Linked DNA regions of Homo sapiens: regions 1 and 2 are each linked to region 3. Evidence: chromatin contacts called from ENCODE Hi-C or POLR2A ChIA-PET data. All regions are on one chromosome and are shown on one strand. The core of a region is the stretch at or near the end of the contact, and the rest is flanking DNA. Distances in the headings are between cores, read along the strand shown. Region 1 holds the start of MILR1 (mast cell immunoglobulin like receptor 1). Region 2 has its middle 21 kb from the start of PECAM1. Region 3 holds the start of TEX2 (testis expressed 2).

Region 1 (2,700 bases), core at 121-2,620, 190 kb before region 3:
ACAAAAAAAGATAACGAATATAAAGTGACTGTTGATAACGGCTGCTTCTGGATAGGAAGGGGAGAAGAATTGGAGGAGGATTGTAACAGAACTTTTACATTTTATACAGTAACAACCACCACCTTGGCTATCACTTACGGATGGTTTACCATATGCCTGGCACTGTGACGAGGAGCAGGGATTGTCTCATTTGATCTGCACACTAGCCTACCAGGTAGGTGCTTTTATTAGCCCACTTCACAGATGAAATAAATTACAGTGTCTCACGCCTGTAATCCCAGCACTTTGGGAGGCCAAGGTGGGCGGATCACGAGGTCAGGAGATCGAGACCATCCTGGCTAACGATGTGAAACCCCGTCTCTACAAAAAATACAAAACATTAGCCAGGCTTGGTGGCACACGCCTGTAGTCCCAGCTACTCGGGAGGCTGAGGCAGGAGAATCACTTGAACCTGGGAGGCAGAGGTTGCAGTGAGCCGAGATTGCACCACTGACTCCAGCCTGGGCGACAGACTGAGACTCCATCTCAAAAAAAAAAAGAAAGAAAGAAAGAAAGAAAGAAATTAAGGTCAAACTGGGTATGTCATGAGCTCAGGCTGCTGGCTAGTAACTAGTAGAACCAGAGGTTAGACCACTTCCCAATGTATATTTCTAGTGTTGCTTGAATTATTTCACAATAATTCTGTGGGTTTTTTTATTTTGTTTTATTTTTTTAAGAAACGAGGTATCACTATGTTGTTCAGGCTGGTCTCAAACTCCTGAGCTCAAGCAATCCTACCCCATTAGCCTTCCAAAGTGCTGCGATTACAGGCCGGAGGCACCACACCCAGCCTGTGTGTTGGCTTTCTAGTTAAAACACAACAACCATAAAACAACAATAACAAGGAAAGTTAGAAAACTTTCATTGTGAAAACAAATTTCATTATTTTTCTCACTGAGTCTCAGAAAAAAATGCTGCAATCCCCTCCCTAAAATCATTTTATTTTAAATGATAGATAATTGAAAAGACTGTTCTTTGGTTGTTCATAAAAGCTCAGAAACACTTTTGAATGGACGCTTATGTTGCAATCAGACTGTCTCACCACTTCAGTGAAAATGGTTTCAATAAGAAAGAAGTAAATGAAACTTACCATTTGTTTTCATTGCCTCACAATCCAATACAGCTTTTCTACCTGAAACAGAAAAGGAACACGATAAAGCTCACTTTCCACATGACACGTTGGCTTGGAGGTTCGAGCCTCAGAATGATAAGGGGGGCTTACAAGTGACAGAAGAAAATATGCTCCAGAAGAGGAGCCTGTTCAAATGGCTCCACATTCTCCCAGTTGAAGTCCAAGACGGGGTCAGAAGGCATAGTAGAACCACAGTGGTGAGTAACTCGGAGAACTTCCTCTTTTTCTTAGCCAAGTTAAGGAAATCAGAGGGTTTGGATGAGGTTTGCATAATACTGGTTTGTTCGACCAATCTGTCTTCCTCTGTGAGTTCCTGTAAGAAGAGAGATATTTGGTAGATTGCCACTCCCCCGCCCCCCCCACCCCCCCACACCCCCACATCGTCCCATGCTGGCTGGGAAAGAGAAGAGGTAAATCTGACTGTTACATTGTCTATGTAAACCCATCTGATCTCCTTGCTCTGGACTCAGTCTATGCCAAAAGGAGTTTGGTGGAAGTTTGATTTAGTCTTTGGAAGCAAACCGACTGTCTTAAGCAGATACATACAAATATTGTATCAAAAATGCCTGCTTTTTTTTTTTGAGACTGGCCTCACTCTGTCACCCAGGTTGGAGTGGAGTGCTGTGATCATAGCTCATTGCAGCCTCAAACTCCTGGGCTCAAGTGCTCGTCCCACCTCAGGCTCCTGAGTAGCTGGGACCACAGGTGTGCACCATCAGGACTGGCTAATTATTTTTATTTGTAAAGACAGGGGTCTAGTTGCCCAGGCTGGTGTTAAACTCCTGAGCTCAAGTGATCCTCCCGCCTCAGCCTCCCAAAGTGCTGGGATTACAGGTGTGAGCTACTGTGCCTGGCCAAAAATGCCTGCTTTTGTTAAACGTTGATTCCTAGACCCCACTCCAGACTTACTGGGTTTCAAGTCCAGGACGCTGATTTTTTTTTTTTTAAACAAGGGCCCTGAGCAATTCTTACGCACAGTGAAGGCTGAGAAATATCTGTACAAGGTGCTGCTGCCTCAGTGATTTCTGAATCAAGGGAGCCTTGGGGACTTGATATTACGGCAAGCCCTCCAGTGCCAGGAGATCTGAAGTAGGAGTTACCTTAGATCAGCCTTTGAAATAGAACGTGCAGGCTGGGTGCGGTGGCTCATGCCTGTAATCCTAGCACTTCGGAAGGCTGAGGCAGGCGGATCACCCGAGGTCAGGAGTTTGACACCAGCCTGGCCAACACAGCGAAATCCCATCACTAGTAAAAATACAAAAAACTTAACTGGGTGTGGTGATGCGTGCCTATAATTCCAGCTACTTGAGGGGCTGAGGCAGAAGAATCGTTTGAACCCGGGAGGTGGAGGTTGCAGTGAGCCAAGATTGCACCACTGCACTCCAGCCTGGGTGATAGAGCAAAACTCTGTCTCAAAAAAAAAAAAAAAAAGTCAGTTGAAATAGAATGTGCAGAGCCACTTCTTGATGGAGTGGAGATCACCAAAAGGATAGAAAGGTATGACTATAGGGCTAGGTGGGCAAGACAGC
Region 2 (2,700 bases), core at 81-2,580, 150 kb before region 3:
GATCAGAGGGCCATTCGAGAATGCTGCAGGCTACAGTGACAAAATGCTGGTCCTGGGCTATCTGAGACCAGTCCTGGAATGACTTAACTAAATTAAATCTTATGAATCAAGGTGCCTAGCACCGTGCCTGTTGCCTAAAGTGTAGCTGGAAAATAGTCTCCCACGAATCCAGAGTGACATTTGCTCCATACCCAGTTGGGCCTAAGCCTCTAGATCTAGAGATATCCATGAAGAATGGCTCTTGCTTTAAGAACTTAATTCTTTAGTGACTAATGTTTCTAGAGCATTAACCGCAGGCAAGCATTTTCTAAGAGCTTTACATATGTTAATGTCCAATCCTCACAGACACACTGTGAGGCAGATGCTCGCATTCTCTCCATCTTGCCTATGAAGAAATCAAGGCTCAGAGAAGTTAAGCAAATCCCCTGAGGTCACACAGCTAGTCTGGGCCTAGAAGAGCCTTTTCTCCTACTATTACTCTGTGTTGCTTCATAATATGGTGTAAGTTCTGTGGGAGCCCAGAAAGCAAGGCATCTGAGCTACTGGGAAGGAGGGATGAGACAAGTACCCTGAGGAGTTAGCTGACCAAGGAAGCAGGGAACAGCATTTCAAGCAGAAGGAACAGCACATGCAAGGGTTACAGGCAAGAGACCGTGGCCTGCATAAAGAGTGGCTGATGACGTTTGGGATAAACGACTTCCCAGAACATTTCAAAAAAACTCAAATGTTTTCTTTGGGGAAAATAGTCTGATTTTGGCAAGAGAAAGAATCTCAGAAGAGAGCCTTGAGACCTTCAGGAGCTATTGTTAACTTGGTGAATTGTCTCTGGTGCATCTCTCTCCCTCACAAGGCCTGTTTGTTCTTCTGTGATAAAAGGGCTAATAGCACCTGTGCTGTGGGCTCATTTAATAGAACACAGTCGTGTGTAGGGCGTAATAGAAGAGAATGGAATGGAATAATGTAGGTGGCATGCATCGAGAGCTTCGCATGTGGTGGCCACCCAGGTGTGGCACAGCCCTGGGCCCCGACGCATCCGCTCGGGCACCCATGCCTTACTGACACATTGAAGAGGAGCTGGGAATTTGTTTTCCATCTGGCAGAGCCCCTTCCGTCTTCCTCTACCTGCGGTTCTGGGGGCTCAGTCTGGAGAGGCGCCAGGCGGCTAACTGACTCTGGCATTGGGAATGCGTTTGCAGGGAGCCAGGGGAAGGGAGAAGTCTTACTGCCGGCTCCCTCCAGGCTCCCTTCCTCGTGATTTATCACTATGGAAACTGAGCTCCTTTCCTCTTCGCGCTGCCGGCTGGTGGGGGTGCACATTGTTGATGCCGTTGCCCCACAGATCAGAAGTTCCTTCCTCTTTCCTGCTGCAGAAATGCCACAGTAACCTACGTGGCCCAAGAACTGCAGCTCACACCTGAAGAGCCCAGTCTTGGGAAAAACAATCTCATCGGATTCCCCAGGGGTTACGGGGGCCTTCTGGGTAAGCAGAGCCGGCCTGAGAACAATGTCAGGGGAGAACAATGCAGCCACCGGGCTGAGCTGGTGGCCCTGCTGTTCCTCTTCCTTCAGCTTCCCTAGTTGGGGGTTAAAAATGGATTTACAGGCAGTCGCAAGTATATCATGTTAGGCGGCAGAAAACTGAAACTCAGAGTCTCTTAGTGTGGGCAAAGTCTCCCGCGACAACCCACTTGCTGCAGGTGCCCAGCCCTGCATATGCCCACCCATGACATATGCCCACCCACTGCATTTGCCCACTCACTGCATATGCCTACCCATCACATATGCCCACCCACTGCATATGCCCACCCACTGCATATGCCCACCCACTGCGTATGCCCACCCACTGCGTATGCCCACCCCCTGCACATGCCCACCCACTGCACATGCCCACCCACTGTGTATGCCCACCCACTGCGTATGCCCACCCACTGCACATGCCCATCCACTGCACATGCCCATCCACTGCGTATGCCCACCCACAGCATATGCCCACCCACTGCACATGCCCACCCACTGCACATGCCCACCCACTGCATATGCCCACCCACTGCACATGCCCATCCACTGCATGTGCCCACTCACTGCATATGCCCACTCATGACATATGCCTGTCCATTTCATGTGCCCACCCATGACATATGCCCACCCATGACATTCCCACCTAGTGCGTGTGCCTATCCACTGCATATACCCAACCCCTGCATATGCCCACCCATTGCATATGCTTGCCCATTACACATGCCTATCCACTGCATATACCCATCCACTGCATATGCCCACCCACCGCATATACCCACTCACTGCATATGCCCATCCACTACATATACCCACTCACTACATATACCCACTCACTACGTATACCCACTCACTACATATGCCCACCCACTGCATATGTCCTCCCATCACATATGCTCACCCACTGCACAGGCCTGGTGAGAGCTGGCTCTGCTGGACTTGGTCTGGCCCTCCGTAACCATTCCTTAGAGGCCAGTGCCTGGATTACAGCACCCTGGGCATGGCATCACATGTACCTGTGCCAGGTCCTAGACTCAAGGACACAGGGCAAGGGGGGATTCCAGAGACAACAAAGGAAGCTCCCTGGCCAGGAAGTCCTGAGACACTGCCAGGCCCAGCAGTCCCCTTGCTGGCCACACAGACAAGACATGGCCAACCTCAGGGCCTCAGGGTCCTTCTCTGTAA
Region 3 (2,700 bases), core at 15-2,514:
TGGGGTGGGACTTAGAGATCTTCATGTTAAAACCCTCCAGGATGATCTGACGTTGAAGATCTGACATTTGGGACCCACTAATGCAGGAGACACACTGACACATCTGTTTGTTGTCTTGGTCCTTTCTTGTGGTGGGTGGGAAGTGCAGAGGGGCAAGGACTACGGGGGAAGGGGGAACTCTCCCTATGTGCCAGTGCTTCTGCCAGCCAACCCAGGTTCGCAGAAGATAAATGCACAATGGGCATTGCCATCCCAGGAAGCTCATTCTAAGTGAGAATTTACCTCGAGAAGTCACTTTACCTCTCTGAGCCTCAGATATTGCCTCTCTAAAAATGAGTAGTTAATACTATATAAGTTCTAAGCTCTAAGAACTCGTGGCCAGGCGCGGTGGCTCACGCCTGTAATCCCAGTACTTTGGGAGGCTGGGTCCGGCGGATCACGAGGTCAAGAGACCGAGACCATCCTGGCCAACATGGTGAAACCCCGTCTCTACTAAAAATACAAAAATTAGCTGGGCATGGTGGCACGCGCCTGTAATCCCAGCTACTCGGAAGGCTGAGGCAGGAGAATCGCTTTAACCCAGGAGGCGGAGGTTGCAGTGAGCCCAGATGACGGCACTGCACTCCAGCCTGGCGACAGAGCGAGACTCCGTCTCAAACAAAAAAACTAGTAACAGAGTTAGTTCAGGATAGGATGTGGTAGTGTGGTAGTCAGGTGGGGGAAGTACATAATGCGGGAAACTGGGAATTTGCCTTTTTAAATCAATGTCTGCAGTTGGATGGGGATAGATACGTCTGATGGCCCTCTAAAATGCAAATCGAGTGAATTTGCCCAGGGGGATACCCCTGGTTCTCCGCGCCTCAGTCACCCCACCTCAACCCCCAGCCCTCGTCTCAAGGGCACTTGTTGCTGCTAGACTGCAGGAAGAGGAAATTAAGAAGTGCAAAGAGCTGGGGACAGTGTGCAGCCCCGTTGGGAGAGTGAAGCTTTTGTCCCCCTCACCTGGGGCTCTTCCAGGTAACCCTCCCCACCACTCCTCTCCCTAGCTCCAAGGGCGGTGGCCCCTTTAACAGACCTGACAAATCGCTCCCCCATTTCCGCGGCCTCACCTCGGCGCGCGGTAGAACTGGATTGGTTGGGCCTGGCGTGCCGTTTGCTCCGCCCCCGCGCCCTCTGGTTGGCGGCGGCGGCCGCGGGCGCGGGGCGGGTCCGCCGGCGGGGCGGGGCGGCGTGTGCCCGGGGGCGGGCGGGCGGCAGGGCAGCAGGACCGCGGCCGGTGCCCCAGCCGAAGCCGGAGTCGCGCGGCCGGGAGCACGGGCGCCGGCATAGTACAATGAGGCAGCCAGCGGATCTTGGGTGAGCAGTCTCAGGGCCAGGCGGGGGCGGTGGAGGGAGCGCCCCGCGGATAAGGCCCGGGCTGGGCGCGGATCGACCCCGCGGGCTTCAAAGTACCGGTCGGGTCCGGCGGCCCTTGGCGTGGCGGGGCTCGGCCCCCCACCCCGCTGTCATGGTTCAGGTATTGAAGGGGACGCCCACCCGCGACACCCCCGGGCAATCCCTTCCTTCGGGGCCCCGCCGGATGGCTCGGGCTCGACTCCGGCGGGAGGAGCTGCCGGCCCCGTCCCCTCAGCCTGCGGTCCCCGGCCCCGGGCAGGGAGGCACCGTCACGCGCAAACTAGAGGAAAACGGCTTGCAATTTTATGAATGGGGCCCCGGGTTCCTGCCGCCCCCCTCACCGGCGACGCGAAATGCTTGAAAGTCGAGAACCGCAGTTACTTTTACTCGAATCTGTCAGAGGTTGTATGCGCCCCGGTGGTTTTTCTCCAACTCCTGGAGAACGCGGGTGGCGGTGGGGTGGTTTGTGTGCTTTAGCAGGGAGGCGGCGGCGTGCCGAAATCCGGGGGATCGGAAGGTTAACAAGTGACATTGGGCTGAGGCCTAGCGCCAGGTGCCTTGCGGGGAGGCGGTGTGGCCGTGGACGCCGTCGCTGCTGGCTGCTGAGCACGGAAACCATACGGTGGAACCGGAGAAGGCGGGGAACGGCTGGCCACATTGCACCACACGCTGCCTAGAGCGTACGGCTGCCATGGGAGTTGGTGCAGGGGAGTCTTCCCCTTTTGAAAACGATTTTTGGAAAACTTAGCCCCTCAGTGGGTTGATAGTTACTTAAACCATCGGTTGTTATGGTTACTGGGCGTCAAATGTAAGGGCAAAGTCTGTTTCCACCCTCGCTCTTTCTCCAGAGCTATGAAGTACTTTGTCACTGTGTTTTACAGACACTGTCCAGGGAGGACATCCTTTTTTAGAGTTGAGGGAAAATTGTGGGCTCCTTGAGGGCAGGGCTCGTGCCACGTTCACGTTTGAAGTGCCAGCGTCTTCACACCATCACCGCTCTGCACATGCATTAAAAGGAATGAGGCTTTTACATGTTTTGAGGATTCTCAGAGGATTCAGAGGAGTCATTTCAGGAGCCAGGTGTAAGCTGGAGGGGAAACAACGAGTGACTTTTATATGGAAAACAATAAGGAAAAATGGAGGGCAGGTTATCCTTGAACTCTGGAGTATGGGGAGTTTGAGGAGTCTAGGTTTGTGAGTTTTAGGGCTGGGTCACACAGAGACGCTTGTCTCATATTGGAAGAATGAAACTGCCATTTCTGTTAGCTCTTACCTAGCCCATAAACAATATTCTTTCAGATTCTC

The links. Hi-C counts contacts between places; a loop is a spot of excess contacts on that map. ChIA-PET counts read pairs that join two places held with the same protein, here RNA polymerase II (POLR2A). Pooled maps may share reads with other maps.
Region 1: a loop to region 3 is called in a pooled map, with 2.4 times the contacts of the local background. The contact joins the promoter of MILR1 here to the promoter of TEX2 in region 3. A Hi-C loop is called at or near these places in 2 of 50 pooled maps. POLR2A ChIA-PET finds 5 or more read pairs at or near these places in 2 of 52 experiments (T-cell and activated B cell).
Region 2: a pooled map shows a loop between it and region 3 (4-fold over the local background). The contact joins the enhancer-like site here to the promoter of TEX2 in region 3. A Hi-C loop is called at or near these places in 5 of 50 pooled maps. POLR2A ChIA-PET finds 5 or more read pairs at or near these places in 5 of 52 experiments (HEK293, OCI-LY7, T-cell and 2 more).

Annotation. Positions count from the first base shown.
Region 1 is chr17:64,447,785-64,450,484 of GRCh38, reverse strand. MILR1 (mast cell immunoglobulin like receptor 1) reads right to left here and starts at 1,370. Exons shown (of 10, transcript NM_001085423.2): 1 at 1,262-1,370; 2 at 1,130-1,171. The coding sequence starts at 1,316. RefSeq lists a silencer at 1,458-1,507.
Region 2 is chr17:64,410,866-64,413,565 of GRCh38, reverse strand. No RefSeq gene overlaps it. Among named protein-coding and RNA genes, the nearest start is that of PECAM1, 21 kb to the right of the region's middle. Within about 2 kb of position 1,330, at least 21 of the 41 ENCODE cell types and tissues checked have a DNase peak (open chromatin) inside an H3K27ac peak, as active enhancers do; they include OCI-LY7, where a contact is called at or near this core.
Region 3 is chr17:64,261,824-64,264,523 of GRCh38, reverse strand. TEX2 (testis expressed 2) reads left to right here and starts at 1,264. Exons shown (of 12, transcript NM_001288732.2): 1 at 1,264-1,356. RefSeq lists a silencer at 1,067-1,676.